Regions from separate parts of the Mus musculus genome. Here regions 1 and 2 are each linked to region 3. A link is a loop called in an ENCODE intact Hi-C map of the cell type or tissue named here. Cell type or tissue: left cerebral cortex. All regions are shown on one strand. Links, peaks and the distances in the headings refer to the core of each region. The heading gives the core; the rest is flanking DNA. Region 1 overlaps Adamtsl3 (ADAMTS-like 3). Region 2 overlaps Adamtsl3 (ADAMTS-like 3). Region 3 holds the start of Saxo2 (stabilizer of axonemal microtubules 2).

Evidence for each region. Peaks named below come from ENCODE experiments on the same cell type or tissue, not always from the same donor. Only the 100,000 strongest peaks of a DNase experiment are listed, where the experiment ranks them.
Region 1: it touches region 3 in a loop (2.5-fold over the local background); 2 of 42 quality-filtered maps call a loop at or near these places.
Region 2: it touches region 3 in a loop (2.8-fold over the local background); 2 of 42 quality-filtered maps call a loop at or near these places.

Annotation. Positions count from the first base shown.
Region 1 is chr7:82,498,557-82,508,804 of GRCm38, reverse strand. Adamtsl3 (ADAMTS-like 3) reads right to left here. Exons shown (of 30, transcript NM_001190374.1): 9 at 9,050-9,207. Among named protein-coding and RNA genes, the nearest start is that of Saxo2, 140 kb to the left of the region's middle. In left cerebral cortex, for the core only: CTCF peaks have their summits at 4,553 (motif pointing left) and 5,303; DNase peaks (open chromatin) are centred at 4,550, 7,316 and 7,625; H3K4me3 peaks cover 261 bases; H3K27ac peaks cover 516 bases.
Region 2 is chr7:82,485,381-82,495,628 of GRCm38, reverse strand. It overlaps Adamtsl3 (ADAMTS-like 3), which reads right to left. Exons shown (of 30, transcript NM_001190374.1): 8 at 2,218-2,292. Among named protein-coding and RNA genes, the nearest start is that of Adamtsl3, 150 kb to the right of the region's middle. In left cerebral cortex, for the core only: no CTCF peak of the experiment used is centred there; a DNase peak (open chromatin) is centred at 4,873.
Region 3 is chr7:82,643,275-82,653,522 of GRCm38, reverse strand. Saxo2 (stabilizer of axonemal microtubules 2) reads left to right here and starts at 4,995. Exons shown (of 3, transcript NM_177894.4): 1 at 4,995-5,131; 2 at 9,674-9,876. The coding sequence starts at 5,094. It overlaps Efl1 (elongation factor like GTPase 1), which reads right to left and starts at 4,909. Exons shown (of 20, transcript NM_175317.3): 1 at 4,845-4,909; 2 at 3,892-3,997; 3 at 1,575-1,642. The coding sequence starts at 3,982. In left cerebral cortex, for the core only: no CTCF peak of the experiment used is centred there; DNase peaks (open chromatin) are centred at 4,310 and 4,960; H3K4me3 peaks cover 2,086 bases; H3K27ac peaks cover 379 bases.

The DNA of each region.
Region 1 (10,248 bases), core at 2,628-7,627, 140 kb after region 3:
GTGGAGAAAACTTGAAGTGAATCTAGAAACTCAAGATGCAACATCAAAGTAAACCCAGAGAAGAAAAGGAAACAAAGGTAAAAACATATATGAACAGAAAGAAAAGTGAAACTAAGAAAAAAATAATCCACACAACTAAAATTTAGTATTTAGACATGTCAGAGACATTTTTAGGGTGATTAGAAACAAAACCCCCAAAACAAGACAATAAACCAATAAATAACCCTCTCCTCTCCTCCCCTCCCCTCCCCTCCCCCTCCCCTCCCCTCCCCTCCCCTCCCCTCCCCTCCTCTATCCTGTTTTTGAGAGGTCTTATTCTATCTATAGCCCAGACTCCCCTGGAACTTACGCTATGGTCCAAGTCAGTCTCGAATTAACAATCCTCCTACCTCCTCCTTTTAAGTAGTAGGATTGCAGTAGGCTCATGCACACTTAAAAAATCCAGTTCTAGTAGCCTCCAAGAGATGCCAAGGGCTGCCAGGAACCGCACTATTTTTTTCCATAGCCTGTTACTCTTCAACTCTCCAAGAAAACAGTTTGTGCTTCTTCCTCAGTCTACCGACTTACGACTCTTTTGGCAAGGTCATTCACTCATATCTGATACCCTGCATCCCGTTTCAGGAGAAGATGAATATAGGACAGAAGGACACCTCTCCATCTGCCTCCCTTTAATCTGCTCCTCATAAACTGCTTTTCTCCTTAATCCAGAAACTCTTCCCATCCATAGGGGTGAGAAGATCGCCCCAAGAAATATACCAGGTATCACTTACTGCCAACTGGGCCCAAGGACAAAACTAACAAGCACTGTATATGCAAATGCACTTGATGCTGCCACCTTCCTTGTTCACAGTCATATGCCCGCTTCCATTCTAAGTAGCTAGATCTGCCTAACCCGTGGCACTGAAGGAGAAGCAGATTAACATGCCTAAGATGAACTTTGTGCAACACTGTTAGTTTCTTGATTTTGTTTTGGCTATTGTTGTAACTAGCAGAGAAGGTTAGTCTTGTATCTTGAGAAGCATTGTAATAATAATAATAAAAGAATGCTCTTGGGGATACGGTTCCCTGGGGTTTCCATTCCAATCCTCTGCCTCACTGCACTTCAAACTGAAAGCGTGAACCTACCGGGGAGAAAATATTAGCCAGTCTCTTAGGTGTCTGTGGAACTCAGGAGCTCTTGGGGCTGAGACTCAAAAGGCTATGGTGGCAGCTGAAAGGTAGACACAGAAGGGTGAGGAGGTCGAGGTTATTCATAGCTACATAGCAAACCTGAGAACACCCCCAGGTACAAAAAGCAAAAGAAACAAGCAAAGAGTGGACAAAAAGCATGCCCCTTCACTTAAGAAGTTCAAATGGGGGTAAAGCGATGGATCAGCAGGCAAGTGGCAAGTGGCAAGCCTGGAGGCCTGAGTTCTCTCCCTGGGACTCACAGGTAGAAGGAAAGAAATAACCCCTGCACATTGTCCTTGGGCCTCCCCTTGCCCTATGGCACACACATGTAACCACCATGCCCTCTCTTCACAGACAATAAATACATTAAAGTGTAATAAAGATAAAAAAGAAACTCAAGTGACCCCATGAATTTATCACTAAGTCAAAAAATACCAACTTGATAAACTGTGATTATTAAAACCTACTTCATATGTCAAAGAGAAACAATAAAAATGAACAATGTTTCATTGTAGACATACACTTCATTTAAAAAAATTGTTTTAGTAATAAGCTTTGACAAAACTCTATTAAGTAAACTAGATCCTATAAATTACCCAGTCCATCTGTTTTCCAACAACAAGTGTGAGGTTTGGGTACATGCTGCAGATATAGGTTAAGGTGCCTGGGAAGGGATATACATGCTGCAGATATAGGTTAAGGTGCCTGGGAAGGGATATACATGCTGCAGATATAGGTTAAGGTGCCTGGGAAGGGCTATACATGCTGCAGATATAGGTTAAGGTGCCTGGGAAGGGATATACATGCTGCAGATATAAGTTAAGGTACCTGGGAAGGGCTATACATGCTGCAGATATAGGTTAAGGTGCCTGGGAAGGGATATACATGCTGCAGATATAGGTTAAGGTGCCTGGGAAGGGATATACATGCTGCAGATATAGGTTAAGGTGCCTGGGAAGGGATATACATGCTGCAGATATAGGTTAAGGTACCTGGGAAGGGCTATACATGCTGCAGATATAGGTTAAGGTGCCTGGGAAGGTATATACATGCTGCAGATATAGGTTAAGGTGCCTGGGAGGGGATATACATGCTTCAGATATAGGTTAAGGTACCTGGGAGGGGATATACATGCTGCAGATATAGGTTAAGGTACCTGGGAAGTGATATACATGCTGCAGATATAGGTTAAGGTACCTGGGAAGGGATGCAGAAGAAATCTGCAAATGCCACAGAAAAGACTTGGACATTAGTGGAGCTGAGTGCCTTTATGATCAGCAGCAAACACTCAAGAGGGGATGGTGGGGTAGACGTTTTCTAGACATTGTCCAAAGCACCGTGAACTGAGACTCAGGGCTCTACCTGGGCTCTGTCTGAGACTGAACACTTCATGAGCTGATGTCTTGTTCTGATGTGGCAGTCCCAGGTTGGTGCTGATGGAGGCAGCCACCCAAATGAACATTTTCATTTTGAGGTTCTACATGGGAAATATAGTAAAAGTCCTTTTCCCACCATTGGTTCTCCTTGTCATCTGCTTGTTATCACAATCTCCCTGTCCACCCCTCCCATCTGACCCTCTGTAAAACTCCTTCCTACACCCATAGAGGCATAGGGAACAGGCTCTGCACAGCTCACATCTAAGCCTAACCTGCAGAAGATGTGTTCTCATCATTCCACAGAGGAAGAGCTATGGTCTTTGGCTCTGATGCTGAAATGCTCTGAGAATTAAATCCATTTAGAACCATCTCTCTCCATCAATCCTAACTATAAAGACAAAAGCTCAAAGTAAACTAACAAAAATTAATAACAATAACCTTTAGCAGTCATGGTTCTAATGTTAATGCGTTCTCTCTGTACTTCTGTCGACAATAGCCTGGCCACTCGCTCACCTGAACAAGTCCCCAGGGGCAGACATGACCTCTGACAACTTCAACAATCAAGTACATAGAGAATGACAAGGGAGCAAGGTTCAGGATCACTTACAGCAGTGTGTCCCATGCTTTTTAGGGAAATAAACTCAAGTTCAGCTACTGACTTGGCCACTTTGAAATAATTTCTAAAATTATTAATATAAAACATTCATAGTTGTGTATATTTACATATATTACTTAGCTATGAGTTTTGATATCAATGAGAAGATTTTCAAGCAGATTTATTTGACACTTGTCTATTTACTCCTCTGTGTGTGTGCGTGTGTGTGTGTGTGTGTGTGTGTGTGTGTGTGTGTGTGCACTCGTTCCACAGCACTTGTGTGAAGATCAAAGGAGATGGCAGGTTCCAAAGATTGGATTCAGGTTGTCAGGCTTGGTAGCAAGCAAGCACCTGCCCAGCCATCTTACTAGCCCCAGATTTACTAATTTGGGGGAAAAAAATCTCACTGTATAGCCAAGGCTTGCCTCAAATTTGCTATCTTCCTGCCTCAGTTGCCTGATTACAGAAATGAATTAGCACTCTCTGCTTGAAATGCATGAAGAAATGGCCCTCAGGGGCCACATTACAGGAGCATGTCAGATTCTCACAAAGCTCTACCTTTATGATCAGCAGAAAACACTCAAGAGGGGACGGGATTTGGATGGAGGGCAGTGAAGAAAAACTGAAATTCCTTTCCTGTCACCACTATTTCGGATTGACTTGTGTCCCATAAGAAACAACACTGGGGCCTTGCAGTGCTGACATATGCCTTTAACTCCAGCACTCAGGAGACAGGGGCAGGGGCAGGGGCAGGGGCAGGGGTAGAGGCAGAGACACAAGGCACAGGCACAGGCAGAGGCACAGGCAGGTTGATCTCTGTGAGTTTGAGGCCAGTCTCATCTACAGAGCAAGTTCTAGGACAGCCAGAGCTACAACAGAGAAACCCTGTCTTGAAAAACAACAACAAATAAATAAAATAGAAACAAACAAAGAAAAAGAAACTACACTAAAGCCCTAGCCTGCAGAACATCAGAATATGGTCTGACTTGGACACAGGGTCTGTGCAAATGTCATGTTGCTGAGATGAAAGTAATTGGCTGGGCCCTGGCCCAATATGCTTGTGTTCTTATGGAAATAGGGTTGGCTACAGAGGCAGACATGAACGAAGGGAAGATAATAGGAATTCTTTAGCTATGATAAAGGAGGAGAGAGGGACGCAAAGCAGGTCCTCCCTCACAGCCCTCAGACAGAGCCAATCCCGCTAACACCTTAGTTTTGCATATTAAGCCTCCAGAATGATAAGAGAGTCCCTCTCTTTCCCGCACATTCTATCTCTGCGTACTCTGTTAATACAACCTCTGGAACCCTAGGCAGGTCCTGACTCTAAGCCACTCCCCAACTCTCATCCCTCATCCCTGCCTCCTGCCTGTGTTCCTAAAGCACTTGGGAATTTGTGGCTTTCACTTCTGCTGCCCCCGTGTGGTGAGACCATGGTATGTTCTCTAGCAGAAAGGAATCCAGGCAGTCAGAGGAGCTAGCATAATTCTCTAGCAAGACTCTGGGAAGAGGGCATACAAACTATCAGAGCTGGGTCAGGGAAACCTGAAGACAGGTTGCATGCTTGAAAGCTAGGGGAAAGCAACCAGAAAACATACGCCCACGGGAGCATAAAGTATCTAAACTGAATGAAAGTGACTGCCTCAACAACCGGTTGTAGAGGGAAAACATCAGGCCACAAAGAAGACAAATGTGCCTTTCTCTCCGTATGTCTCCCAGAGAGGTTTCTACCACAGAAACACGTATCTTCATTAAAGTAGTTAAATTTTATTTCATAAGGTAATCTCAGTGAAATATACTCCGACTCGATAGTCCTAAACATTTATGCACAGAGGTCAAGATGCCAAGGGTAGGTAAATTCCCTCTGAGTGAGCTCAGCTTATAGCTCAGCAGTTCTCAACCTGTGTGTTGTGACCCCTTTCACAGGGTTGCCTGAGACCATCAGAAAACACAGACATTTACATTACAATTCATAACAGTGTAAAAGTATAATTACAAAGTAGGAATGAGAAAACTTTTATGGTGGGGCGTCGCCATGTATTAAGGGGTCACAGCATTAGGAAGGTTGAGAGCGATTGCCCTGGCTCACCAGTCAGCAATTGCCTGAAACAGCAGTGATTTGGTCAAGAGTCTCTACTGTGCCTGGTGGCCAGGTACACATATTGCAGGAGCAAAATCCTCATACTCCAGGGTAAACCACCCTATTGCAACAGAGATGGGGCAGGAGCCACCATGAGAAACTATTATTCAGGAGAACAAGATTATAGAGTGAGAAGAAGCCCACGGAAAGAAAAAAGGCAAGGCTTCCTGGACCAACCTAGCTATGAAGAAAAAGTTTCTTAAAGAGTAGAAAACAGATTTTTTTCTGTAAGAATGTAAGAATACAGTAGTTTCCAACATTTCCCTTACCAAAAGCCCTGCTCTTTATAAAAGCTATGACATAAATGATGAAGACAAGCACAGCCCAGTATCCCCATAACTGTGCTGGCAGTAGCATAGAGTAGGTGGCCCCTGGGCCCTGCTGCCACAGAGCTCAGTCTTAGGTGGAAGCCATCTTTATTCCAGATGTCCTCTGTGGAGAGCGACTAGAGGGGTGTAGGGACATGGGGGAGGGGTAGTCATCAGTCACCCCACATAGCATTACCCCTCCCTCTAAGCAAAGGAGTGTTGCTTGATTGTGTAGTGATCCCAGAAAAGACGGTTGTAAGCAGAATCCTTCACCTCAAGCCACAGCACAGCTGGGCAACACTACAATGTTCTGAACCAGAATTGGAAGAAAAAAAGAAATAACCGATGGAAAAGAATATTTCCTAGAAACACACATAATCTGGACAAGCTCCTGAGTCAGAGAGAAACAACCCCAGAGTCACTCTTGCTTCATTTCAAGTGTCTCCAACTTTGCCAGATTCTCTTCTACCGAGCACACCGCAGCCACAGAGGAACACGGCTGTAGGCATGGAAATGACACTCTGTTTATACACAGTTAGTTGTGTGTAACGCCCTCTTTGATAAATATGTTTTTAAACAACCCCTTCAGTCTCCAGAGCCTGAAAGCTTTCCAGACACTGAAGCTGAAGTCCAGAGCTGTTTATTTATTCAGTCTGAGAGAGCCAGGATTCAGAGGCAGGAGACAGGGGATTGCTAAATCAGAGTGTGTGTGGGGGGGGTATGTTGTCATGACAGTCTACTAAAAGGTGAGTGCATATTTGGGTAAGAAGGTTGGAAATAATCTTTATTTGTGCAAATGATATGTGAATACATAGTATTAAAATTATTTTAAGAATCATATATTATAAATGAACCTAAGGCCACTTCCCAAAACACATGTCTCCTCTGCAATGGTGACTGTGGTTTCCCTCTCTGACATACTCTCCAGTAATGCACACACACACACACACACACACACACACACACACACACACAGACAACTCACAGAACTGGTTTGTTGGCTGGGAAGACAGCTCAGTTGGTAGAGTGCTTGCCATGTATGGACCCGAGTCTGAAATCCAGTGACTGAATTTAAAGCAAAACTGGGGCTACTGGCACACACTTGTGATTCCAGCCCCCCCACCCCCGAGACAAGACAGGAGAATCTCAAGATTCACAGGACAGTCAGCCTAGCCTAATCAATGAGTCCTGGGTTGCAATGAGAGACTGTCTTCAAAACACAAAGACAGTTCCTAAGGAGTAATGGCTGACATGGACTTCTGGCTGCCACAAGCCTGAGCACACATGTGGACCCACCAAGCACACATGAGCACACACGTGTACCCACACACTAAGAAATCCACAGTTTCCGAGTGTGCATGATCTGGTTCAGAGAAGCAACAGGATCTCTTCAAGTTCTAGTCATGCCGATACTGTAACCAATATCTTGGAATACTAATCTTTGTAGGTCGCTTCTCCAGGCAATCCCATACTTACCCATATTATACCTATACTGATTAAAGGAGATTACAGGTATTCTTAGCAATTAAAAGGAGGAAATACAGAGTCCATGTGTATGAGAGAGAATCACACAGAAACCCTGCAAGGGAAACATAGAAATCACTCTATAATAACAGACCAAAGAGCTAAGTATATTTCCTTCTGGATCCCACACAGAACTCAGAGAAGCCTATGGAAGCCAGGCAGATGGCAGACACCAGGAGCAGCACGAACAGCAGCAGATGCCTGTTCCTTTAATGCAACGTGAGGGTGGCAACTGGAGAAGGTGTGGGCTACGGCAAACCAGAGAGTGATGTCAACCTCCTTGGCATAGAGCAGGCCAGCTACTTGTCGAATCGCGTCCATTTTTACAGCAGAAAAAAAAAAACCACAACAAGTAATATTTTTATATTTTAAAAAGTCTCTTCAGCACTGATCACTGTAGATTCGTTTCTGTTCCTGCTGCTGTGATGAAACGTGGGCAAAGGTGACTTAAGGGAGGAAGGGTTTGCTTTGACTCACACTTCCAGAGTGCCACCTGTCTGTCATAGCTGTCACAGTGGGCAAGACATGGAGGCTGCAGCTTCACGAAGCTTGCTCGCATCACATTCGCAGCCAGGAAGCAGAGGGGTGAAGGAATGCGCCTGTCTGCTCAGCTCACTCCCCAATGCACACAGTCCAGGACCCCAGGCAAGGAACACCTTGGGTGGGTAGGTCAGTCCTCCTACCTCAGTTAACATAATCAATGCAACCTCACATAGGCCAGCCCAGGAGCCCACCACCAAGTGATTCTGTCAATTAGCACTAACCAATCACACACTAGTTAAAAGCCTTGCCTGGTCACACTGCAGGCTGAAGTTGGACCCGAGGGATTCAGATGAGCTCACAGATTTAGTCAAAGTGCCCCATGTCTCTCTGGTAGCAAGTACAACCAATGTCTCAATAGAGCATTCCTTGTCAATTTAATATGTTAAACACATATTAAATAAAAACACATAAAAAATAGTTGGTTTTATTTTTAAGGTTTCAGGGGTCTTTTGTGATGCTTAATATGGAAAAGCTCTAAAACCATCCCAGAGGAAAGCCTCTGGATGTGTTTGTGAAGGAGTGTCTAGTCTGGGTTGACCCATCTGGATGTCAGCCTCTCTGGGTCCTGACTCTCTCTCTACTTCCTGACTGCAGAGGTGGCCAGCTACAACATGCTCCCACCACCATGGTTTGGCCACCATGATAGGCTAGACCCTTCATCTGTGAGCCAAAGCAAAGCCTTCCTTCTCCCCTCCCTTACATTCCTCTGTGTCCGGGATTTTGTTGTTATAGCAACCAGAAGAGTAATGAGCATCATTTTCCTTCATAAAGGTATAATTGACTGTCAAGGTAATTTTCATTCTTCTACTATATTCTGAATGATTTTTCTGGAAATGGAGGGAAGACTCTCACTGAATGATCTTTCTTTTTTTTTTTTTCATTCCTTGTTCATTTTCTTCTATATCTACACTTCGTTCCTTTGTACAAGGAAAGATGGCTCAACTCTACCTAGAGAGAGAAGCAGGCTCAGGGCTCAGGAAGAAACAGTTTGAGCAGATGCTAGTGCAGAGATTGTCATCACCTGTGACCCTGATTTTGAATCAGCGGCTGCAGTACAACACACTGGCAGGGCTGAGGATGGGAGGGACAGCTCCTGTCAAAGGAAGTCAAAGAATAGCCCTCTGTCCTCTCCTTTTCTTCCCCAGGATGGCATGCTTAGCTAATCCCCATCTCCACCAACCTCCATATGGACTTAAACTGAGCATGGCACGTGGGGGTGATGAATATGAAGTTATCTCCCCCTGGAAGAATGAAAATTAATTCTTAATTCTTAGAGACTCTACTTGAGAGAGGGGAACAGTTTTTGGGAATGGCCTGTTCAGATGGAAACCCAGGAAGACCCACTGTGTTTCCCTTGCTATGCCTAAACAGGATGCTCCGAAGACGGTCCATCTACCTTGAAGATGAAATCAGCCATCAGGGGTCCCGCAATCTTGAAGGTTTGTCTGTCCGCACCCTTCTGAAACTCAATCGTCGTGTTTTCTACAGTGAAAACCCCAGGACTGTTGAAGCTGTGCTCTCCTCTGCTTCCTTGAAGTGTTTTGGACTCAATAACTGAAAATTTGAAAATAAAATGTAAATATGGGAACTACCCTAAAGACATTTGATTTAAAACGATACAATGGCTAAGTGCAGCATCACTAGGTACAAATACAACAGATATAGTGCTGTCTCCTCACCTGATGGACACTGATTGATATTGGCAGAGCAGACATGTGAGGCTTTGCAGTGCTAACAAGAGCTTTTGCTCCAAATCTACTTAAGTTCTCAGAACCATTTCCAATACAGAATAAAGAGGAATATTTTCTTAGTTTATGCTTTTTCATGATGTACCTAATATCACAGACTGAGTGAAGCTAAGTCTTTTATTACCCATTCAGAAGAAAGAATCTCAATTTTGATTTAAAATTTTATTTTTTTTTAAGTAGGTATAAATTCACAGAAATTAGCACAGAGACGCCCTATGCAGTCTTCTCTTATCTTGTCCATGGGCTGTGAATCTACGGCACCAGAGCCAACCGGGAATTGATGCTAAGATGTGTATTTTATTAAAGCAACTGTTGCTTTGCCACGATGCCGAAGAATAACTTTCCACATTTCCCAGGACCTCAGCAAGGAGTGTGTGGGAATCTAGAGAGTGGTCTGGAGCAAAGGAAAACCAGTTGCCAAGACATTCATCCACTAAGTCACAGGGTAGAGTTTATTTCCATTGGTTTGATTTGGGTACCTGGAAGAGCTACAGAAGCGAATGCTTTAGTTCTGAGTTCCCATGAGTCCTCTGTGGCATCTAAAGCAGGTAGCTGGTGGGAGACCCCAAGCATCTATGATCATCCCACCACTATTAAGGAAGTGAATATGCATCTGTGTTCTATTGTCTACTGCCCAAGTAGTTTCTCCCCTCCTGCCTTCTTAGTGAGGAGAGAGAAGTGAGCAAGTAGGACCAGTAGCCTCTCACAGTGGAAAGTGCCATTATGACCCAATGCCTTCTTCTATACCCATATCTTTGTAACCTGTTTATAATTATACACTTGCATGCAGGAGTCCATGAAATTAGAGAACATCAGCTCCCTTGGAACTGGAGTTACAGGTGAGTGA
Region 2 (10,248 bases), core at 2,593-7,592, 160 kb after region 3:
TTAGTTCAAATGATATCTCACAATTTTATACTGAGATGAGTCATGGAATTTAATGAGAATGATTTTTGCTAGTTTCTAGATGTTACATTTGAATTTACAAGGAGGAAAAACTGACCCCACAGAGTACTAAAGATTTTCAAACCATTTAGAAAACAGAGTTCTAAAACATTTTGATACTGCATTTCAAAGAAAGTCTTGTGTCACTAAAGCAAATCATAAGGGATAGAGAATTTCTCCCCCTCCAGAGTTAAGTATGGTGTGGTGGCTCAGGCAGTAAACTGCCTGTCACATAAGCATAAGGACCTGAGTTGGACCCCATAAAAAAATTAAAAAACAAAACAGATGCAGCAGCAAGTGCCTGCAATCCCAGCACTGACAAGGCACAGAGGCAGATCTGTGGGGCTTGCTGGGCAGCCAGGCAGCCATCTGATGATCTTCAGGTTTAGTGAGGGATCTTGTCTCAAGGAGTAAGGTGCAGAGTGATTAAGGAAGATACCTGATATCCACCTTTGGATTCAACATGCACTTCCACTCCTGTGCACATGTGTGCATGCACACACACAAACACACACACATGCACACATACACGTACAAACACATATACACACATACAAATATGCACATGTGCACACATACATATACATATACATATACATATACATATACATATACATATACATATACATATACATACATTACACATACATATATATACACACATACAAAAATACCCATATATACACATCACACACACATATGCACACATACAAACATACACATATGCCCACATACAAACATGCACATATGCCCATATATATATATATATATATATATATATATATATATACACACACACATATGCACACATATACACATACTCACATATATGCATATAGTCACACATACACACACATACAAACACACCCACACACAAATATACACATATGCATATACACACATATACACAAACATACAAACATATACATACACATTCATACACACACACATGTGCACACCCACACACCCACCCACACATTATCAAAAATGTGAGACACTTCTGGCCCTGAGAAATTCTTATGGTTTTAAAAAAGAAATCTATAGTGGTGGCCTAGAAAAAACTCAACTGCAGAGTATTTGACTCAGCCACCTTAACTGTGTGTGGTTTCTTGGTAGTGTCTATTGTTCTGGATGTGCAGAGCTAACCAAATTCAACCAATCAGGGTAGAGAGAGGGCTCAGTGGTTAAGAGAACGTACTGCTCTTGCTAAGGACCTGAGTTCCATTCCCAGAAGCCCTGTTGGGCAGCTCACAACTGCCTGCAAGTCCTGCTCCAGGGGCTTGGATGCCGCTCCCCCCCCTAGGAACTCATGCACACACCCCCTCACATGCACAGAATGTAAAATAATAAAAATAAGCCTCTAAACCCCGTAAGCTTTTTCAAACTCACAGCCCAGTCTGACTGAGACCTACTGTCTTCTGTATACAACTAAGGAAGTATGCCTGAGGCTACAAGGGTACCTTGGCACAGAGCAAGAAAACCAGGACACCTCCAGCTTCTGTAGACCCTAAGCAACAACTCCAAGGTAATGTCATCTGACATTGGCAAAGAAACAACTCCCTTGCTCTTTGATAGATACTCTCTGTAGCCCACAAAACCTTCACTAGCTCTCACTGACACCTGGGCTGGAAGCCATAATATATCAGCAGCAAAACTTATCCTTCCAGGTCAAAGGTCAATATTTCATTTGTTTTTTCTTTTAGTCCCAAACTTCTGAAGATTCTTTAATCCTTGTACAGATATTTGACATACAATTTGATTTTCTCTTTAATGAGGACATTAAACTCAAATTGGTATCCTTTTCACCCTAAACTAGGGGAGCAGAACAATTTATAGTTCATAATTCATGAATTCATAATTCATGTATGCTCACGCACGTGTGCCCACCTGGACTCACACACACACACACACATTAAAGAAGAAGAGTTGGGGGTGAGGGAGAACATCTGGGAGGGACTGAATGTATAAAAGAGAGGGAGGGATGAAGTGATAAAATTCCATTTCAATTAAAAACAGTTCCTACAGCATACTGTATATTCCTGGACTCTGAGTATGGTGGACAGAAATCCCTACCATGAACTAGTAAAGGGGATTTTCATTTGTTTGTCTGACGTTGCTGTCAGGGAATTGTGTAACATGCTAAGGTGAAATTCTACTTACAGATCAGGGCAGGTCCTTTCACCGTAATCCTCACACTTCGACTTCCCAAGGGAACGGCAATCACATTTTCTTCCTCTAGAAAAGAACGCAAGACAAACGTAATGAAAGCTGGAGCGCTGAAGAAAGACGGAGGCATGTGAGCACGCGGGTTAAAACCTCAGCAGTTGCTCTTAGAAACAACCAGGTGAGCAGTGGTTCTGCTTCTGGGTGGATGCCTGCGAGACCGGGGAGCAGGGACTCACACGGGCATTTACACATCCACACTCTCAGCAGCACTGTCACGGTAGCCAGCAAGTGGCACCCACACAACCGCACCTATGCTGTCCCTGCAGGTAAGGCATTCTGACACAAGCTCTCATGGACCGACCAGGGGGAAACTGTACCAAGTGAAATCAACTGTAGAAGGACACAGAGCCAAGTTCACACAAACACAAAGTCGGACCATTACCACTCGGGTGTTGGGAGAAGAGGGAAATCAAGAGGTTTTGCTAAGTGGGTAGAGAACTTGTGTTGTAAACGTAATAGGACGTTCTAGAGATAGGTAATGATGATGGCTTCCCTGAACCTCACGCTTAAAAATGACTAAAACAGTGGTGATGGTGGCTTTGAGGAATGGTTCAATCATAGGAAAAGGATTGTCTTGCAAGTATGAGGACCTAGGTTCAATCCTCAACACTCACATAAAAATACCAGGTATGGCATGGTAGGACATGCTCATAATCCCAGAGCTGGGGAGGCAGGAACGGGAGGCTGCCTGGGGCTCAGTGGTTAGGTAGTATAACCTAATTGGTGAGCTCTAGATCAACGAGAGCCTGCCTCAAAAGAGGTATATGGCACTTGAAGTTATCTCTGGTCTCTACATGCCTATGCACACATGCACATGTAGCCATATATATATATATATATATATATATATATATATATATATATATGTGTATGCATATATATTACTTATGATATAATCTCATAATATTATACTAGAAATGTTTTTCAGTATTGTGTGTAAGTCACAGCAATACATACAACACTCTATTTCATGCATATGCTACACTATATTATGTATGAATGGGAAGACAAAGAGTGTACCCATAAGAGTGTGAGGCAGAGGACTGTGTGGCTGCTCACGAGTGAGTAACAGCAAGGCCCTTCAGTCCCACTGTCCTTCAGATGTGAAGGGGAGCTCCCACTGAGCCACTGGTGACAGTCATCTCAGAGAGAGACCGAAAGCTAGGGAGTAGAGAATGTGATTCATACATTCTGAGTTTTCTGTAATAAAATGTGCTTTTAAAATAATACACAGTATGATATTCACTTTTGCTTAAACTTGACATTTAAATTGGGAAGACTAAAGCTGAAATAACTGTTAATAGCAAAAAAAAAAAAAAAAGTGAGGGTGAAAGACTTTTGCTATGAAGGTTTTTGAAAACCCATAAGCAAACAGCTCTGTTCCAGACGACAGAAAGAATGTCGGCTTTCAGGGATGCGTTCAGGATCAACGTAACTCTGAAACCCTCACTAAAAAGAGGCAACCCGGAAAACAGATGCCTATGAGCCCATTTGATAAAGGTTATAGATAAAAACACTGAATAATAGAAAACAAATTGGTTCTGAACTCTCTCAAAAGAACAAAAGAAATGATGTTCTCAAGTGAATGGTTGATTCAGGACTGGGAGATTTATGTATTAATTGGGAAACCAGAGGTTCAAAGGCTTGGTTTTAATCATACCTATAGATAAAAAGCATTTTCTAAAATTCAGCATACGGTGCTTATTCCAGTCTTATTAACACCGGGAATAGAAGAATCATCCTTAATTTGATAAAGAGCATTCGAGGCCATGGGCAGGCTCAATGATGAGCCACTAAAATTGTTCCTGTTGGGACAAAGCAAACATCATCATCACCATAATTTTCCCTGTAGGTTCTTGACCATGGAATTTGAAAATAATAGCACATGCAAATATATTCTGGGGAAAAAAACTTTAAATATTGCAGTTATAAAAGGAAAAATTATGTCCAAGGGGTATTTTGACAGTACACAAAATGCTTTAGAATTTTGTTATCTAATTATATATTTAAATATATTTATGTATTTTAATGCTATTTGACATGTATTATGCAAATATAGCACATATTATGTTAATTGCTGGCATTAAGCATTGGTATAAGTACACACAAACCTAACATAAGCTAACCCAGTAGCAGTGAGCCTGCTGGCCATCAAGCTGTGCCTGAAGACACCACTACCCACTACAGAAAAAGAGGCTTTTTAGAAGACCAATTACAGTTTGAATCTGAAAATAAACGCTATGCCATCACAGCACAGCAATGTCTTTTGGAGAACCCAAGGAAGCTCTTATAGGCAAGCTCTGGAGTTGGGTTGAAAGGAATTGGAGTTAACAAGAAGGGTTCCCAGGTAGGCAATAACATTGACAATCTGAACATTAGGAAGAATGACAATTACAGTAAAGTTAGTCATGCAAAATACACTGAAAGCAGCAAGGCGAAATAATGCTGGAAAAATCCAGTTCCCACACGTAGAGGATGCTGGGAAGCAGTTTACGGTTCTAACATTGGCAAACAGAGAAAAGGGCAACGCACGTGTTGGGCCTTTCCATATAAACCACCAGGCAGGGGAGCCAGATGCCTGATTGGAAGTGGGTGCCTTTCTCACAGGAAGTATGTGGGCTCCTAAGTGAGAGTAGGTGGGATATGACAAGACAGATGATGCTCACAGCGACCTTCCTGGCATGATTCAGTAGGAACTACAGGCGTGAGCTCTAAGGTACTCTTTCTGGTAGACCTGAGCATAGATCTTCAGATGGAGTCGCCTGTTTCACACAAATTGGATACAAAACAAAGGAAGCACAGGCTATTTGGAGACAGGGTTGAAAAGCAATGTGAAGAACCGAGAGCAGACAATAAGTGACGAGTTTCTTCAACAGGCAACTGTCAAGAGGAAAGGAGAACAGAGCGAGTGCTTACTCCTTACAAGGTTGCAAAGAAGCCAGACAGTGTAATGCACACCTTTTAATCCCAGCACTAGGGGACGAAGAGGCAAGTGGATCTCTGTGAGCTCAAGGCCAGTCTGGTCTACAGAGCAAGGTCCAGGACAGGCAGGCCAACATAGTGAGATCCTGTCTCAAAAAACAAAAACAAAACAAAAAAAGGTTCCAAAGAGACTGAAGGAAACTCCTGGCCTTGTTTGACAAGTAATTTGAAGAAATAAAACAACAACAAAGCAAACAAACAACAAGTAAGGATTTATGAAAGCAATTGCGATTATGAGTAAAAATTGTAGCCATCAGCATTTCTAAAACTCTGGAAATTAACCCAGGGCTTCCAAAAGTCTGGGCAGTAATTGCTCTAAGAGAACATGGGGTAAGAAAGGACAGACAATAGGATATCAACTTGTTTACTTCTATCTTCCTGTTTTCAACCCCCATAGTAACCTTAGAAAAAACCTCATAGCCCTAGTGGAGGCCACCAACTTGCCAGACTCTGCAGGAGTGGAAATGGGCTTGGAGCACCCAAAAGTCCAATTCCCAGTGGGCATTACTTGGCTTGTGTGGTTGTTTCCTGGAAGAGCCCACTCACTAAGCTGCCTGAATCTGACCCTGAGCTTGCCCAGGGAAAACAGCCTCCTCATGGGAGTTTAACCAAAACAATCAGAAGTCTTTGTTTAATGTCAAGGCTACATGAGGTCTTCAGCAACTATCAAAAACCTTCCATGGAAGAGCTGGGAAACCACGTGCAGAGCACTCCTGGGAGTTGGTGGTGGTATGTATGTATGGCTGTGTGCTTACGGAGAAAGACCGACAAAGACCTTGAGCTCTCGTCTCTTTATGCTGAAGTAGAGTGTGTTGGTGAGAACAAAACTGCCAGCTACCTGGTTGCCTGTTGGAAATATATCCCAACACACACACACACACATACACCACAGGCATATACACTCAAACACACATATACCCATACATACATGCACACACTCACACACACACCAAACACACATATATTCACACATGTGCACATACACATACACACACTAACACATACATACACAAATACATGCACACACTCACATACAAGCACAAATATGTACACATGTACACACAATTTCAACGTATATCACAATAGAGAAAATAATCAGACACATCTAGAACATTGAAGATTTTGTAAGACAACTCAAATGAACTCTTCAATACCATAGAAAATGTTTTCTACATAAAAAGAATAAGAGATTTTAAAAACTAAATACAGTGAAGGAAAAGACTGGTCTATGAGTCAAAATGTGATGTGTGCAGCTTAGGGTCTGTAGGTACATCTAAATGGATAATAAATAATAATAAATAAATGGATAATAAGTGGATAAATGAGGCATCAGTGCAAACACAGCATAAATATTGAACCCAGGTACAAGATCTATAGGAACTAAGCATATTAGTTAGAAAAGTCTACTTGTACTGAAAAATTAAGAAAATCAACACATTAAAACTCGGCAAATACCTTCTTAGAATTGGGAACAAAACACCCATGGAAAGAGGTACAGAGACAAAGTTTGGAGTTGAGACGAAAGGATGGACCATCCAGAGACTGCCCCACCTGCGGATCCATCCCATAATCAGCCACCAAACCCAGACACTATTGCATACGCCAGCAAGATTTTGCTGAAAGGACCCTGATATAGCTGTCCCTTGTGAGGCTATGCCAGTGCCTGGCAAACACAGAAGTGGATGCTCACAATCAGCTATTGGATAGAACACAGGGCCCCCAGTGGAGGAGAAAGTACCCAAGGAGCTAATGGGGTCTGCAACCCTATAGGTGGAACAATAATATGAACTAACCAGTACCTCCCAGAGCTCGTGTCTCTAGCTGCATATGTAGCAGAAGATGGCCTAGTCGGCCATCATTGGGAAGAGAGGCCCCTTGGTCTTGCAAACTTTATATGCCCTAGTACAGGGGAACACCAGGGCCAAGAAGTGGGAATGGGTGGGTAGGGGAGCGGGGGTGGGGAGGGTATAGGGGATTTGGGATAGGATTTGAAATGTAAATGAAGAAAATACCTAACAAAAATTGGGAAAAAAAACTTGGCAAATAAAAGCAAGGTATGATTATTTTTTTCCTATTCGTGTGTGTGTGTGTGTATGTGTGTGTGTGTGATATGTGTGAATGTGTATACTCATCTCTGCAGGTATAGGGACACACCCATGTGTGCATGTGCACATGGAGAGTCAAGGTTGTTATCTGGAATCTTCCTAGGTGACTCTTCTTTGAGGCAGGGTCTCTCAATCCAGCCCAAAGCTTGCTAGCTAGTTTGCTCCAGGGATCCCCTTTCCGGCCCTATGATGATGAAATTATAGATGAGTGACCATACCAACTTGATACTGACAAGAGGTTTGGGGATCCAAGACCTAGTCTTTTTGATTGCAGGCAGGGCAAACACTTATGTGTTGAGCCATCTCCCCAGCCCAAGAAAAATTGTTATATCACCTGATTGTGTGTGCCCTTCTTGGAAGTACTTGTTATATGGAAATCTCACAATATATCATGCAAATGTTGAACACACATACATAGTAACCCCTGGGATATAGGCAACTATCAACAGTATTTATACTGTTACAGAACAGACCTGGTTAGAATTTGTGGATGAAAACATGCCAACTTTATAATGTAAATTATTGAAAATATACTACATACTCAACCACTTCACCTCTGCCAAGAAGGGCCCACCAATGTGATAACTGCTTAGTTGCTTAGACTATGATTGATCACATTGCCTGCTGCTCATTTTGGTTTTCTTTGCCAGGATAATCTGGACTTTTTATAACAAGCATATAGCAAATCATATGTAATAAAAAGATTTTTTTCATTTCTTTTTAAATTTTTTTAATTAATTTATTTTTTACATTCTTTATTCCATTCCCTGCCCCTCCATCCACCCTCCGGGTACTCCACATCCCACACCTCCTCCCCACGCCCCTTTCTCCACGTGGATGCCCTCACCCCCAACCCTACCTAACCTCTAAACTCCCTGGGGCCTCCAGTCTCTTGAGGGTTAGGTGCATCATCTCTGAATAAATACAGACCCGGAAGTCCTCTACTGTATGTGTGTTGGGGGCCTCATAACAGTTGGTGTATGCTGTCTGTTTGGTGGTCCAGTGTTTGAGAGATCTCAGGGGTCCAGATTAGTTGAGACTGCTGGTCCTCCTACAGGATCACCCTTCTCCTCAGCTTCTTTTCACCTTTCCCTAATTCAACAATAGGGATCAGCTGCTTCTGTCTATTGGTTGGGTGCAAATATCTGCCTCTGACTCTTTCAGCTGCTTGTTGGGTCTTTCTGAGGTCATTCATGATAGGTCCCTTTTCGTGAGTGCTCCATAGCCTCAGTAATAGTGTCAGGCCTTGGGACCTCCCCTTGAGCTGGATCCCACTTTGGGCCTTATAGCTGGACCTTCTTTTCCTCAGGCTTCTCTCCATTTCCATCCCTATAATTCTTTCAGACAGGAACAATTATGGGTCAGAAATGTGACTTTGGGATGGCAACCCCCTCCCTCATTTGATGCCCTGTCTTCCTGCTGGAGGTGGGCTCTATAAGTTCCCTCTCCCTACTGTTAGGCATTTTATCTAAGGTCCCTCCCTTTGATTCCTGAGAGTCTCTTACCTCCCAGGTCTCTGGTGCATTCTCCTATTTCCCAACCTCCTATTTCCTGAAGTTGCCTGTTTTCATTCTTTCTGCAGGCCCTCAAAGCAATCACAGTGGGGAGGGAGGGAGAGACCTGGGAGGGAAAGTGAATGGGAAGGGAGAGGGGGGAAGAGAGGAGCCTTATCTGGTATTGGGTGGAATAAAAACATTTTTAAAATGTATTTTTTGAACATGCAAAACTTTCCTTGAATTAATAAAGAGCTATCTGAGCAGATCAATTGGACTGAACAATATCACTACAAATGTAGACTGTATATCTTTAAGAAGTGTGTGTGTGTGTGTGTGTGTGTGTGTGTTCCCCACTGCCACAGTTTCATGTGAAACCACAAAGGCCAGAGTCCCTGACACTGTATCTTTGGCAGAGTAAAGCAGAACCCAGGCCTCCCATTGTATTCCTCTTAGAGTGGGTTGCAAAGCCAACAGGAGAGGTTTGGAACTGGGGTCATCTATAAGGAGGCTCTTCTGTAGAGCTTAATGTCTTCAGATTCTGGGGAAGGTAATTTACAGTCTGCAATCCAAGTGCTTCTTCTGCACCAGAATCCTTTGTTTCAGCCACCGATTTGTCTCAGTCTCTGATACATTCAAGCACACAGACACATGGATTAAGGGAACAGAAAAATCAGAATTAAACTCACACTGCCACAGCTGCCTGGGTTTTCCTGTTTGTTTATTTGTTTGTTTAACAAAAATATACATTGGTAAAAAGCATCTTCAAGAAATGGTTCTGGGAAAACTGGATGACGACATGTACCTTCTCATACCACATATGCATACACACACACACACACACACACACACACACACACACACACACCATCCCATCCTAGGTATGGATCACTAGGAAACCTGCTGCAGCTGATTCCTGCTCACCCCCAGGGACCCTGCCCCATCAGTGCAGGTCGGAACCAGAGTGCCTGCTTATCTGGCAGCCCAAGTGCTGCTGAGTATGCTGTACCATATGACCCCACAGGACCTATAGCAAGAACAAAGTCAAGGTCATACTGAGCAGAAGGGGAGGCCTGACACAATCACAAATGCTTTTCAGCAGTGGGCCTTCACTGACTTGTCTGAGTGTCACAGTCTAACTCTGAGGGGTGACCAAGTGTGACCCCTGTGAGGTGGAAGCATTGAGGTGATGGGCAGAAGCCTGAGGTATTCCTGGAGCACCTGGAGGACAGCGTTGAGGTGCCTTCCGGTGGGGATGCAAGGAGATTGTTGATGGGTTTCAGAAAAGGCTTTGCAAGCCGAGGAGCAGGCTGTAGCAGAGGTTCTGAGCCGTGGGATGACGGATGATGAAAAAGTAGAGACAGCCTATGTAAACAATCTCTCAA
Region 3 (10,248 bases), core at 2,699-7,698:
TCATAGTGATCACAAGTTGTTTACACTGTTAATTTTAATTAGCAAACTTTATAGTTTAAACAATTTATGTCTATAGAAAATTTATTAAGTATAGCAGTTCTCACAAACACCCTCCCAACGGCTTCTCTTATTATTTACATCTTCATTACTGTGTGGTATACTGCATTCTTACAACTGATGAACCAACAGTGATAGTTATTAAAGTCCAGTTCATATTAGGGCGATATTTTAAGTTTAAATTTGTTAGTTGTTATCTTTGGCTTCACTAGTGCTTTCTCTAACACATCTGGTTTCTACCTCCCCTGATTACAGTTTATTTCCTCTTACTTTGGTTACTGTCATTCTGCCTTCTCAAGCTGCGGGAACAGGAGCACTTCATTACTGAGTCCAGCCCGCCAGATGGCCTCAAATTTCCAATCCTATCTTTTAAGTCTCCAGTGTCCACTTTGTTGATTCAATTTTGTTTCTCTATTTTCCCATCTCATTATTCCTGATCAATCTTGTTGATTACATACTAGATCCATTAAAGAAAGAAATATCTCTTTATTTTGTTACTATGAAGAAAATTATTCTAAACTCTTTAAACTTACAGGTAGAACACATACTCTTCCTCCTAAAAGTTATGAGTGTGTGTGTGGGTGTGGGTGTGTGTATGTGGAGGGGAGGGTGTGTGTGTGTGTGTGTGTGTGTGTGTGTGGGTGTGTATGTGGGTGTGTGTGTGTGGGTGTGTGGGTGGGTGTGTGTGGGTGTGGAGGGGTGTGGGGGGGTGAGGGGGGATGTGGGGTGTGTGTGGGTGTGTGTGGGGGGGGGATGGAGGGTGAGGGGGGTGTGGGGTGTGTGGGGGGGGGTGAGGGGGGTGTGGGGTGTGTGTCGGGGGGTGGGTGTGGGGGGGTGAGGGGGGTGTGGGGTGTGTGTGGGGGTGTGGGGTGTGTGTGTGTGTGTGTACGCATGCAAACCTAGCACAGAGGTCAGAGGAGAATTTGTAGGAGTGGTCTGCCTCAGTCTCCCCCACCATGTAGATCCCAAGAATCGAATGCAGGAGGACATAAGGCCCCACAGCAAGCACTTTTCCCTACTAGGCCATCTCACCAGCCCCTAAAGCAGTATCTTCAACATGATCCGCAGGCCTTTCTTTGGTTCTTAGCTTACTGAGGCAATCTTCAAGATCTTAGGTAACTGACACTCTCTGCTGGTCTCTAGGCAAAAGCTCCTCTCAAACAAGTACAACGCGCAGAAACTGGTCTTTACTCTTCCCACTTTCCATCAGTAATGCCTTTTCTGCCTTGCTCTCAGACCAGCAAACACATCCACCCGTGAAGACTTGCGATCATGGAACAGCTGACTTGCCACATGTCACTTCTGCATTTATCCAATATGGGATAAATACAGCTGCAACAGAACGCAATATGGAAGTGAGCTTTTCTCAACATCTATTTTATATTAACTTAATGGGTTGTCAGTCCCTTCTACATGTTTACATCACTAAAGGACAAAGCAAATGGATCATGATGTTATAGAGAGCTAATTAATACTCATGAAAATGCAATAAGCATTTACCAAATCCAACAACATACCTTGCCTGCCAGGCGGCTGGAGATGATTCCATTACTGGATATAAGACAATCAGCAAGAGTAGTTTTTCCTGTTAAACAACAGTAATTACAATACATTTGTTTTAAAGGGGTTAGCATTCAATAATGCTGTATTATCTCCCTGTAGACCTCACCAATCTCACTTGAAAAGTTGTCTGATTAATTTTAAGCTCAGAAATTTTCTTAAGATGGGACAGACTTTACAGAGTAAAACTTAGTAAGACTTGTAACTGATGGGGAAACCACTATGAGATCAAAATACAAACCATCTCTTAAAATGTTTATATTTGTTACTATAATCTAGCTAGCTTTAAGAAATCAATCAAGACTATTATAACTTACCAACCATCCCACACAGACTCTAAAAGCTCAGAAAGCAAAAGTACAGTAATAGTGTTTAGCTCAGAAAGGCATTCTGGGTAAACCATCACCAGGAAACTACAACATGTGGTCTTCTGTCGTATTTACCTGTGTGTGACCCTGGCTGACATTAGCAAATTAAACTGTTGCACTTATTTAATAAGAAAATGTGTTTTCCTGTTGTTGCCTGTGGAGGGCTACACTGCGGTAGCCAATGCAATCCAGTTAAAAACTAAACCTGAAATCTACTGTAAGAAGTCTTTGCATAATCAGGTACACATTTACAGTTCCCTTTATTAGAATACTGCCAGAGTTAACACAATTTCAAGCATCATAAACAGTACTCGTGTTTAAGGAATGATATGGGCATATGCAATTTCCACAGTTGAGTGGGCCTAACAAGTGTTGGATTTTCCCTACAATACAGCTTTTTGTGGTCTGTATGTACATAATCTGTGGAATCTGTATAATAGCATAAACCAGAGACTAATCAATGGGACCTCTGAAGAGCTTAAATAATGAGTTAAAAATCCTAGAAAGTCACTTTCCTGCTGTGCAACAGAGCAGAATTCATTCTAAGCATGGCAAACATACATCCATTACAATGTACCACCAAAAGGGAGACTTTGCATCATTAGGCAAGGCTGAATCCCTTGGTCAACAATGTTTGATGCTTGATATATTACACACTAGTCAATCTGCTATTTAATTCTCAAAGGGGAAAAAAAAAAGAATTAATAAAGAAACAAAGTAAAACCTTTGGCTAGATCTTATATCCTCCAAACATGCACACATGTACCCATGGGCAGGCTAGTCACTTTATTTGTATATAAACTCAGTGTCAGCTGGATCTTCTACAAGTGACCCACCCTCTCTCCTTGTCTTCAGAGCTCATGTTAATGACAAGAGTCACCAAGCCTCTTTCCTGCCTTTTAACCCAGCCAAGCACCTTTCCCAGTCTAATCTCATCTACAATTGGAGGACTTTGCCCTTGCTATATTTTTCCTAATGACTCCCAACACGCTAATAAAACTGTTAATGACCATTTCACTATTATTTCACCACTGGCAGAGATTCTCCTTATCCTCCTTTTACATGGGCTACACACTGACACTCAAACGGAAAGTAATTTGAAAAGACCTCAGAGCTCCGGATGTCTAACCAGAGCTAGAGAGCTTGATCCTGTCTTAGAGTCACACAGGAATGGTGAGGTCTGTGACAGGACCCTGCCTGTGTCTCCCTCGCCTTTAAAATGATACGGAGCTTTGGCTTCAACAGGACTCTAAATGCTGAGCTGCTGCTATGAGAAGAAAGAGTTTCAAATGAAGAGTAGTCTCAGGATAAAGCAGACAGCTGAACCCCACCTTAGACACACGCGCTTCCTTCTGCCTGTCTCCACACCTCCATTTGTACTGCTTGCCCCCCCCTATCACCCACAGCCCCTCAAGGGGCACGTCTAACAATTCTTTTTAACCACTTTGCTACCCAATCCTCCAGGTCTCAAAACTCTCACCCACCCCACCCCCAGCCCATCTCACCACGAAGCCCCGATTCCTCCCTAAAGCTTCTCTGGCTGGACAGGTTGGCCTCATAAATGTCTAGGGCCTGACAAATCTAAAAAAGCACTGCCAACTTAGCAAATGCTCAGTATAGGATGAATTAAATAGAATTTATAGAAGATATATTCTACCAAGACCACAGACATTTTACCATCTCAAGAAACTTTTCCATATTTTAACAAAAATCCAAATTCAAAAGCATTGTATGACATACTGGGCAGACCACCAATCACCCGTTAATCCATTTATTTCAAACGTTCTACAGCATGCTTCTCTGACATGGCACAACACACAACTCCTTAGCAAGCATCACTCTCACCGCTCCAATGAAACAGAGACATTTCCTCTTTGTTAATAAAACCCAATTCTAAAAGCCTTACCGTGGTCAACATGAGCCAGAACACAGATATTCCTAATGTTGGCAGTGTTCTTCTGAAGTCGAATCATCTTATCAACACCACTGAGCACCATGGTTATTTCCTGGGACTAAACATTAAATGCAAATTAAAAATGGTACAAAATCTAGTGGGGGTGGGGGTGGGGGTGGTGTGCACAACAGCGAAAACCAAATGGACAAACTGAGAGGGAGATGCTGATGCTGACAAGTCGCCTCAGATTCCTTAACTGAGAACCCAATGAATGTTTAGCCACATCTATTTCCTTCTGGCCCTGAGGGGATATAGTCCTTTAGGCCCATGTTCCATGGTAAAGTCCACACATCCTGCTGACAGTACTTGTGGGGTGAGCTGGGAGTTTCCGGATCTGCCATGCGATGAATCACGCAGTTGGGAGCCAGGTGCAGAGGCGCCCGGCTAAGTCACACTCACACTCACATACATACATACATACATACATACACACACACACACACACACACACACACACACACACACCAGAGACAGACAGTCAGTCTCTCTCTCTCTCTCTCTCTCTCTCTCACACACACACACACACACACACACACACACACACCCTTCCCTACTTCAGTCCCTCCAAAAGTCTGCCTTTCTGTCAAGCTTGCTGGCTTTTATCAGACATGAGAACTTCGGCCCTGTGACTGCACTGAGTGTCCTTAAAAGTTTTTGGATCACGTGCCTAGGAACACACCAGGTGCACGACACACCTTCTACCCCTCTCTCCAATTAAAAGAAGCAAATCGAGGTCTGCATGCCCTTCCTCCTCTTGGGTTCCTGGAGTCGCTGCCGCTGAGAGTACCGGGTCCCTATAAAGTGCAGCCGCTCGGGACACTCCTCGCCCAGCCCAATCGACATGACCCCCCCGGGTCTCCGTCACCGTCTGGTCGCCGGCGTCCCTAGCAAGTCCCCCCACTCACCAGCTCCACGCCGCACCTCACCCACGCACCTAAGACTCCAGGGGTAGCTCAGACCGGAAGTCGCAGGAGCCTGGGGGCGGGGCCTGTGGGCCTGTGACCTCTGACCCGCGCGCATCTAGAACATCACCGGAAGCCACGTCGTTTCCCTTCAACTTGGAGTTCCGCGGTCGCCTTGACGACGGCGGACGCTGTAGCTGCTCTGAAGTGTGCCAGCCTAAGCCTGCGGAGGGGGACGCTGGAGCGCAGAGCATGAGGAACTGGTGTCTGTGCCAGATTTGCACCTGCGGGTAAGAAACGTCCGCCCGGTGTGGCGTCCGCAGAGCCGCGAGCCCCGCCGCGCACACCCCCTAAGGACTCCCTTGCCTGAACCGGAGGAGACCCCTACTCCACCCCCACCCCCCACCCCCCACCCCCGACCTTATGCTCTGCTAAATGCTGCCCATTTCCTCTGCTTGGCTAGCTCCTGGGCAAAACTTATTTTCTTTGCATTCCCTGAGGCTTCCCATCCAGAGATTTAAGCTAAAATACAGTTCAGATCAGCTAAGTAGTATGAGCAAATATGGCTGGTAAGTGATGGAGTCACCCACCGATTCTATTGGTTAACTTAAAAGAACAGTATCCATGGTATTTCGTTTGCCACCCAGAACCTTCCATCCTCTAAACTCTATTTTTATTCCTGCCAAGGCAACATTTTCCTGAGGCCTTTCTGACAGACAAAAATGGCAATAGTCCTCACCGTAAACCTCAGGTTTGGTTTGTAAGTCCTGCCTAACAACTTTACATCACCAGTAAACACATTCTTCTCTATCCTCAAGCTTACTGTTTACCCAGGGGTTAGATCACCTTTGATAAGTGAATAAGAGTAACTGAGTAACGCCAAGCCCTTTGTACTTGTAATCCCCTTCTAAGGGCAACCAGCTACAACACATATTGATTGAGAGCAGTTTCTCAGCCCCTTTTGTAATAAACATTGTTTGTATGTTTGAACAGATGCAAACATAACTTTTAAGGCTTGAATCTGCAAAATCTTGTATGTAAGAAAAAAAATGTATTTGAATCTGAATTTATCTACAAACTAAGTTATTTTCCCATCCACCCATCAGGAAATTCATTATATTAGGGACTTTACATTCTTCAAGAATAATATCACCATCCACAGAGCTGGGGGGACTGCCAATGTAAGAGGAATCCCCTTTAGGCTTTGAAGCATGGCTAATAACTTCTGCCGAAATGTCCCTTGCAAACACTTAGTTGCAGCGAGAGCACTGCCTTAGCTGCTTTCAGTTTTATAACTGAGGTACAAGAATCTTTGACAAAATGGGTAGTTACTATGACATACATAGTTCCACTCAGCCAATGGTTTTTAAACTTTGGCTACCTTCATGAGTCATTGTCTCAAAACGGGGCAAAGATTCTTCACCATCATCCCTCCCCATACCACCTCTCATCTTTTGCCTCCTTTCCTGTTGGAAGGAAAGATGGAAGATCTGTCCATATTCATTTGTTGTTGAAGACTATCTGTTAGGTACATTTGCACCACTGTGGTAGCACTGTGGTAAAAACAGCGAAGGAGAGGAGGTCTGTTTGGGCATACAGTTTGAGAGGGTGCAGTCCCTGGCAGTCAAACATGGTGGGGTTCTTGTTCATGTAACACGAAGCAAGACTTTTTACATGCTGGCAGACCAGGAGGTAGAAAGCCTGTGGAATCAAGACCCAGGCTCTCATCTTCCAAGGGCTGCTGTTTACAACTTATTTCCAGGTAGAGGCCAGCTTCCAAAAGCCTTCCAGAGTGTTTCCATCAGCTGGAAAGCAAAGGTTCAAAATATGTGAACATCTCAGATTCAAACCATGATGCCATCTTTTCTCTCTTAGGGAACTAAAATTTAATTCCTTTGATTTTCCATTAGGGACGTCTGATCTCATCATTTCTGTGAGCTGGTTGGTTTGTTTGTTTGTTGTTTGTTTGTTTGTTTCAAAAAGACAGAGAAGTTTAACAAGTGTAAACAGCTATAACTGGCAGCAAAAGTATAAAGCGGAAGGGAAATTGCACACGTTAGACTAGGAGGATTTTGCTTTCTTTTATAATTTCTCTGCACTGTTATGTTTTATACTTGTCCACAATCTTAGGTAAGTTATATTGTGAATGCATTGCTTTTGTGGACAATAAAAACACTGACAAATTCTAAAGTTTTGACTTGTGTTTTGTTAATCACCGCAGCTCTATCAGAACTTTTATATGTACGTGACCTATGCACTCTGCTCCTGGATTTTCCAAGTATCTTGGACCCTGCATAGGACAAAATCACTTCAGCACTTTCCAGCACCTCCTTTGCAGCAGACATTGCTGAGTCTCATGAGTCTTCTGACTTTAGAGTTTCCTAGACATGGAGGACTAGAGGAGCTGTCTAACCAGGATGCTTCACAACAACTCCCAGCTCCACTCTCTCTTGGCCTCTACTGTATTCTGTGTCCCACAAAAAATAAATAATAAAAATGGACTCTGCTCTGCCTTCTTCCTTTTGTACCTATCCTATGATTCAAAGTAACATGTTGCTATCTGTTGTAGGTGAAACCTAAGCAGAAAACCTGTTTGCCATGCATCTGGGAAGCTCACTTTCTAGCTTTCCTGCTTCAGTAGCATAAGAAGTAGCTAAACTCTTATGAGCCAACTCAGTTTGCTATGCAAGGCTTCACTATGATTTATCGTTTTTATAAACACCAGTGCAGAGGGGGAAAGCTGCGCTACGGTTCAGAAGGTGTGTTAAAGTCACTGGGGACCTGTTAAACATGCAATGACCACACAAGATGTTTTAAAGGGAAATAATGTTTCAGCTTATTTGTTTGTACAGACGGCATCGCTGTCCACATGGAACCACAAGGGTTTATGAATATTCTGACGTATCTTGCCCCACGACGGAGTATTTGGAAAAATATCCAAAATATGGCGGTGTTCTTCCACCTCAGAGCCTTAAGCCAAAGCAAGGATTTCAAGCATACCGTGGTAAAATGGAAGGAATAACCACATTTAAGTAAATATTGAGAAACTGTTTCCTTATTTTTTGTCCAACTCCTCTGGTATTAATAAGGTTTTCTTACTATTTAAATTTAACTAGTTATTTGACTTAAGTTTAACTAATTTAAGAAACAAGAAATTAGTTCACAACTTGAGAAAAGCAGAAAGATAAATATTAAGTTACATTGGCAAAGAGAAGAAAAGAGAAAAAAAAGTTGTATTGACTTTTTTAGTTAACTAAAATATCTCATGTTTATGTACTTTGCATTATTACGATTGTGTAGAAGAATGCCTCTGCTTCCTAATTTGTGTGTGTGTGTCTGTGTGTATGTGTGTGGGCATGTAAATATGTGTGTGTTCTAGTTTTTGCATCTGTTTGGTATCTAATACTTTGCTTGCCATGGCAATTTTAAAAGCATACAGATTTAATTTTATCATAATCCTATTTGAAATAATTTAAACTATCATTAGGCATAGACCTAATTCCTTCCATAGTTACTGCATAGATTATCAAACCCTGCTTGCTTCTCTACTTTATCTTCCCTGTTTGGAATTCTCCCTCCCTCTTTCCCTGGATATTTCTCATCTAATCTATAAATATCATCTAAATATTTTCCTTTGCCAATATCGTCTCTGCCATCCCACCTTTTTTGTTTATCTTTTGGGGTCAGGTAAACTTCCGTCTCATAACTTCTGAAATACCTTCCCAGTGTTATTGGATTCATTTTAGTGCTCTCCACCTGCAGGATGGAAATCCATTGTTTTCTCGGCATTCTGTTTTCAGAAAGCTTGTACAATATCCACTACCTAGAGTAGGTACCCAACATTCCTAAAAGCAGGAGCTTAGTACTTAATATGAGTCATTCATGGTGACTCATATTAACTAGAAAATAGAAGGGTGGTTTATCTGCAGTATAAAGAATAAGTATCATTCCATACTGCATGTTTCTATAATACAGGAAGAAACTTGTGAACTTGTATAAAACTTTATCTTAATAAAATAATTGTAGCTCCGTTAGATGACTGTCAAAATTGACAGTATGTATCTTTAACTCTATGATGTACATTGTGTGATTGTCTATCTTTATAAGGAAACTAGGTAATAGACAGGTTAACTAAGTTACCCAAGGTTATGCATCTACTAAATGACAAAGCCAAGATTTGGATTTAGGCAATCCGACTAGCCTTGGATCTCTGGTTTTCTCCATTCCATGGGACTGTCTTAGCCCCAGAAGTACCACCTCCATCATAATAATGGAATATAATATACAAGCTGGCTAGATTATAATTTCATTCCCATGCATTGTCAGGGCTTCTGAGAGATCCAAAATCTTAGAAAGACTCACATCTGTCTGAGCCATAATTGGTGATCAATTAGACGATAAGCAGGAAGATATTGTGACTTTCATAGGAGGAAACTATGCCTAAGTACAGTCTATGTAGGAGAATGTGGCTTTTGGAAAAGTGACTACAAAGCTAATATTGACAAATTTTTTTAGCTCATAAAATTTTTCACTTCAGATTTCTTTCTATATTAGATTTAAAAATCCACCTACTTGAGAATTTTATTCACTTAAGATCAAATTGAAGAGCTGTTATTTCAGTTTTTAAAAACTAGGATTTTCACATTTTAACTTGTTATTGAATAGAACCTTATAAAAGAATTCAATTGTTTATTTCAAATAATCAACTAGTATCATTTTAATATCTCCTTAGATTGTTCATTTTAGACAAAATTGAAGATTTCAGTGCTGAAATAATCAAAACAGAAGAACCAGTAGGCTGTGTTTCACATATATGCATGTATATATTTCAGGTCAGATTATCGCCCTTATGAAATAGTCAAGCAGCCTCGCCACATACCTGAAGAATATAAACCCAAACAGGGGAAAATTGATCTTGGTACTACCTACAAGCGAGATTTTAATCCTTACAAAGTACAGCCTTTGATAAAAGTCCGGCCTGTGGAAAGACAACAAGTTAAAAAAGGAAAGTTGGACACTGTCCCAACTTATAAAGGTAACCTGTCATTGTAAAAACAAAAGGGTTCCAAACCTAAAAATGCCATCTTTTACCTTTACAACAAAATTGTCATCTTGTATTGTCATACTTAGCCACAGTGGTTAGAAAAGAACATTTTTGTTGTTGTTGTTGATCAAAACAATATTGTTAGCAAAACCCAGTTACAGACAAATAAAACTGGCTCATGGGAGTTAGGAGCCCTAGACTCTTCTCCAAATGTGCCCCCTAAGTTGTCTGTATCTCAAAGCATATGAAAAGCAAAGGACATCACTGAGCAAAGATATATGTTACACTTGTCACTTTGTCAGTTAGTATTGTCCTTTCACCCTGTCCTTCCTATAATGAGTTGAAACTCAGCTGAGAGTGTTG